Linked DNA regions of Homo sapiens: region 1 is linked to region 2. Evidence: chromatin contacts called from ENCODE Hi-C or POLR2A ChIA-PET data. All regions are on one chromosome and are shown on one strand. The core of a region is the stretch at or near the end of the contact, and the rest is flanking DNA. Distances in the headings are between cores, read along the strand shown.

Region 1 (2,700 bases), core at 170-2,669, 40 kb before region 2:
CTGACTATGCCCTTTAAGTCTGTTTTCTTTTGTCTTTTATTTCTCACCTTTTAGCAACTCCCATATCAGCCTGCCTGTCTCAGATATACTATACTTGCAGTCTTCCTCATAATAGATGAACATTGAGAAGTTGAAATAGCATTAATTCCTTTACTTCACCAAAACTCCTCTATTTTTTGCCTGGCTACCTCTAACAAACTTCTTTCTGCCCTCTTTTCGATCTGTTGAGAATAGTATCTAACTAATCTTGGTTTAGTACTCCCTGATGGTCTGACTTGATCTAAGTGTAAAATTTACAATATTTTAATGAAAGTAGAGATTCTACATCTTTCAGGCAATCATCCATGAATATGATTTCTTGAAACTGAACCTGAGGCAAGTTTTGCATTCAAAGTTACACTCCCTTAGGGCAGACAGTGCAGAGTCAGTGCTAAATTATGGTTATGTGATGGCCCTCCCAATAAAGCTCACATAATAATTATAATATAGATCTGTATATATCTAACTCTGGCTGAACACATTTGGTGTCACAGCCACTGTGTGCTACATCTCACAAGGACCCAATAAGATAGACACTATTACTATGTCTATTTTACAAAAAAAGAGTCTGAATTTCAGAGAAATTAAGGAACCTAAGATGCACCACTAAGAAGTAGCAGAGGCAGTTTCAAGAGGTCTGTAGGGGCTCAGGCCTGACCTGTTCACTAGCACTTCTCACTGGATGTAGTAAAGCAAAGAGGAAGGTATTGAAGTTCTTTGGCTGGGGCAAGAATACAAGAGCTAACAGTTTTGTTTTGTTAGCCTTAATTCAGTTATGGGGAAGGAATGATACTTCAGGGGAAAAAACCAAAGTTGTTTTTGTTTTTCCAATTAAATTATATTTTATAAGAATTCCTGATGAAACCAGAGGAAAAAAAATCTTGCTTCTCCTCTCTCCTTCAAACAAATACTGAAAACATTCCTCCTAGTTCCTGACTTGGGGAGGTGGCTTATGTCATTACTATGAGAGTGGCCTGTAAAAAAACTCAGTGACAAATATAGTGGGCTCCTCCTGCTTCAGAACAGACTTCCCTACAGTAGGAGAGACTTACCGCATCCAGTGAAAAAGATCACAGATCTTGGATTTTAATCTGGACTTGTGTTTGGAGAAAGAAACCGGAAAAGGGTATGTGACTGACAAAGGAGAATACAATCGGTGACCCTATTTTCATTGCACAAGTCCTGCGAAATTTTCTCTGGGAGCCAAAATCAAGCATTCCTCTCTTCTATTCTTTTTACGGAAGACTCAAAATATTTCATGAATTTCCTCTTCTTTCCTTTAAACTTCTTCCTTTCTTCTTCCTCTGTCCACCCCTCTATCCCTACCTCACAAAATAGAAGTTTTTTCTCCCCTCAGCCAACAAATTTTCTGGTCACCACAACAACAAGCACATTCACAAAGCAAATGAGTAATTTGGAATGTGGCAAGTATCTCATCTGACTCACAGGAAGAAAAAAGAAAAGTTGGCTGCTGCCAAAATGGAAACACTTTCTGGAAAATTCTTGAAGATATTCCTAAAATCTCAAATGGGCAAGTGAATGTACCCTGAGAAAAAACTTGGAATTTCCCAAAATATAAACAAGGTGAATTTTTTAAAAAGTGTTAAGATGATGGAAATAAATATGCTAATGACACTATATAAAGGAACATTTTTTTTCCTCTTCTAATTTCATTTGCTTTTAATACCTGAGCTTTTGCTTAAGGAGTCCCTGCCAAGCAGGGGGCAGTGGTGGTCCCAGAATTTCTATATAGAAGGTGCTTATGGCAGACTATCTGGATATTAGGAGAGACTGGAGACTTGAAGACTACATTAGTCAGGGTTCTCCAGAGAAAACAGAACCAATAGAATGGGTAAATATATTGATTAAGAAACTGGCTCACACAGTTATGGAGGCTGGCAAGTCCAAAATCTGCAGAGACAACATCCCAGATCAAAGGCAGTCAGGCAGAGAGAATTCCCTCTTGCTCAGGGGAGGGTCAGCCTTTTGTTTTATTCATGCCCTCAACTGATTGGATGAAGTCCACCCACATTAGAGAGGGGAATCTGCATTATGAAATCTACTGATTTAAATGTTCATCTCATCCAAAAACACCCTATAGAATCACCCAGAATAAAGTTTAACCACTGGGCACCCTGTAGCCCAGTCAAATTCCACAGAAAGTTAAGCATCACAAAGATTATCTAGAAGCCCACAGATTTTACTTAGTACACTTATTAGCAGTGCAGGGTCTTACAGAGTGATCTAATGAAGATTATGGTAAAAGAAATAACCCCCAGACACATGCCAGGCCACGGTAGTGAACACTGCTAGTTGTCCACCCACCATCTATTCCTTTTTCCTTTCTTCCTGACAGACCCTGATTTTGATTAGTTAGCCACTAATCCTCTGCACAGCCATGTTACTTCTGGGAACACGGTACGGGACTAGGCCCAACCAGTCTAAGATAATACTGTCAGCCTTTTCAGGGATGTTTCAGGACAAGCACACAACCAAACTCTGGCTAATAAGATGTGAGGAAAAGTCTGCTTTTTAGGAAATTCTAGAAAGTATTTCTTCACTCCTAAGAAAGTCCCATTTACCTTGAACACTGACCTCAGTAGATGGGACTCCTGGAACTGCTGCAGCTGTCTTGCTACCAGCCTGAAGTGGCAGCCAGCC
Region 2 (2,700 bases), core at 40-2,539:
GAATGGAAGAAAAACAAAGGGAGGCCTGGGCAGCCCCCTCTGCCTTATACCAGCTCATTTTGGGTACAGTATCTTCCAAAATGGATTTGGATTTGGAGATCCAATTATACTGAGCATTTTTTTTCCTTCTTATTACAGACATAGACAACTGAAATTCACATAAGTGATGCTGGCTGGCAGAAGAAAGTTCAGAATCCCTCATCCCTTTCTTCTCTCTGCCAGGCTCACACACCCCGTCAAAGGAGAAAGCACAATTTTGCTGACCCTTTCAGGGACAAGTTGCCCTGGAACAAGTGAGCAAGCCAACTCTTGAGAATACTCTGGAAAAGCAAACAGTGGATTATCTTGGATGTGTCAGTCCCGTAGGCAGGTTTTCCCACTTAACGCTGGCACTCTTTTCTGCTTTGGGATTGCCAGACATGACTCCACCAGCAGGCACCCCACTCCCAGTCCCAGCTGTGTCCATTCCTCGTTCCAGAAGACACATACACATCTCAACTAGACAGTTATTTTAAATAGTCTACTCATAACTATGATTTTCAAGAATGTTGCAGCTGGAAAGTGAGGGGAAAAGGGCTTACAGATTATCCAGTCCAGAGGCTACAAATTCAAATTCTTAATGGGGTCAGAGAGGTACTGGAAAGGAGTGAAGCAAGCCATATATGAGACAATATGGAAAGGTGAGGACTGTGGCAAACCACCTAAAAATGGTCCCTCTGATTAGAATCAAACATTCCCATTTCAACAAAGAAACTAAGTCCCAAAGAAGTAAAGTAATCTGTCAGGATGAAAATTCAGTTTAGCTCATTTTCCACTAAACAGGTTATGCCTAGGCAAGAAGGGGAGAGTACAACGTTCTCCAAATCTGGTCTGGGGGTACATAAACCTTTGTTTTAGACTATTAAAAATGCCATCCTCCCAGGTATGTACCCTCCCAGTTTTACTCCACCCCATGGGCTGTGGTCAAGACCACATTCATTCTCAGGAATGTTCTGTCTGGGGAGAATTGCCGGGATATGATCTGTGGTCAGTGAGAAAGCCCTTTTGATCCCAGCCACAAGAATGCAGCTGAGCTCTGAATCCCTCTCTCCATAAATCAGAGTCCTCTTAGGAATGGCTGGGTGTGGCTCCCCACACAGGTGCTTGGTCACTTCAGCAATCCTAAGGGGGCACTCCTTCACTTTGAAAGTCTTCTAGGAGCTGCTGGAATCAAAATGGTAAATCCAGAAGACTCTGTGTTCACAGACAAATTCTTCCCGACTTTCTGGGCATCTGTTTTGTTCATTCCTAGCACCCAGGTGTGAGTGCCTGTCTGCCTTGCTTCTGTTTGCTATTTTGTGTCTCACCTTCAACCCAGAATCTGACTCAGCTTGGGAACACTAGCCAAAGAGTCTTATGTGTACACTGCTTTTAATGTGTCCAAGGATGCAGAAGGAAGCAGCTATTCAAATAGTTTAAGAAGTCTGAATACTGCTGTAGCCTCAGATCCTGGGTCCAAAGAGCTGACTGAAGACTGGCTGGAAAATTTGGAATCTTCTCTCCAGGGGATGCCCATGTGCCTCTGGGAGGGGAGCTCTTCCCTTAGCCAGCAATGAACTTCCTGAACAGACCAGCCATGAGATCAGCATGATACACCTGCCAGGAGGACTTAAGGCCAGGTCCACTTATGAAGACTCAGATGTTCATGGTAGCTATGATGTTTTGCAATGGGCCAGTCATGCCCTGGGAGTCTCAAGAGTGCATCTTAATTTCTACATTCATGAAGATATAATAATAGGAACATTTACTAAATACTCAATGGGTTCTAGGTACCCTGATAAGTACTTTACAGAGACTACCTCATTTAATTCTCACATCAGCCCTATGAAGTTAGTTACCACTATTGCAATCTCTGTTATATGGTTGTAGAAATTGAGGTTTCAAAACATTAAGTTAATTTGCCCTAATTCACCAAACTAACAAATAGTGAAGCCAATGTTAAAATATACCTATTCGGATTCCAGGGAACCATTAACTGGAAAAACATATTTCTAGTAAGAAATCTCACCAGGTAGGTAATGTCTTTGTAATATGCCTGAGCAGTAGTCAGATACTGAGGCAAAGACTCTATCAGAAACTGGGGATGTGAGAGGGCCTCCAGATCACAAACAAAGAGTGGGATCAGGGATAGGTCACAAGTTCCACCATGACTCAAGCCTCAGATCTATGCATACCTCATAGGTAAGTAAGGAGATTTAGGCAGCCTCCCTGTGCTGGCTACAGAGTATATGGGTGCTGCAGGTGAAGGCCACCCCCACCTGGGACCAGCCTCAAAGGGGATCAAGCCTGGCAGTCTTGGAAAGTTGGTCTTGGGAAGGCTACAGGGCAACCTGCAATACACACTGAACACCCTTTTGCACTGGTAGAAAAATCTGTCTACTCCTTCCTGGTAGATGGGAAGACCGCCTTCCAGGGGTTTCCTCGAGGCCAGAGGAGATCTGAGCACATGTCACAGGTCACAGCAGGCAAGAACAACAGTGAGGCTGCTGCTCACCCAGCCTCATTGCTCCCTTCTCTGTCATTCTCCTTCTCAACCCTAGAAATGACTCAGAAGAGCAGCTAAGGTGACTCAGAGAGAAGCCCTTTCAAGTTCCTAAGAAAACATGCATGCAGCCAACAGTGAGGTGCATTTGCTCACGGCTGTGTTATTTTAAAGGCAAA

What was found. Hi-C counts contacts between places; a loop is a spot of excess contacts on that map. ChIA-PET counts read pairs that join two places held with the same protein, here RNA polymerase II (POLR2A). Pooled maps may share reads with other maps.
Region 1: a loop to region 2 is called in a map of PC-3, with 7 times the contacts of the local background. The contact joins two enhancer-like sites. A Hi-C loop is called at or near these places in 8 of 168 maps with a recorded cell type or tissue (A673, HCT116, MCF 10A and 5 more), 1 of 37 single-sample maps with no recorded cell type and 6 of 50 pooled maps. POLR2A ChIA-PET finds 5 or more read pairs at or near these places in 2 of 52 experiments (MCF 10A and PC-9).

Annotation. Positions count from the first base shown.
Region 1 is chr14:54,210,677-54,213,376 of GRCh38, forward strand. No RefSeq gene overlaps it. Among named protein-coding and RNA genes, the nearest start is that of CDKN3, 180 kb to the right of the region's middle. Within about 2 kb of position 1,420, at least 5 of the 41 ENCODE cell types and tissues checked have a DNase peak (open chromatin) inside an H3K27ac peak, as active enhancers do; they include HCT116, PC-3, PC-9 and 1 more, where a contact is called at or near this core.
Region 2 is chr14:54,251,167-54,253,866 of GRCh38, forward strand. No RefSeq gene overlaps it. Among named protein-coding and RNA genes, the nearest start is that of CDKN3, 140 kb to the right of the region's middle. RefSeq lists an enhancer at 414-1,613. Within about 2 kb of position 1,290, at least 5 of the 41 ENCODE cell types and tissues checked have a DNase peak (open chromatin) inside an H3K27ac peak, as active enhancers do; they include HCT116, PC-3, PC-9 and 1 more, where a contact is called at or near this core.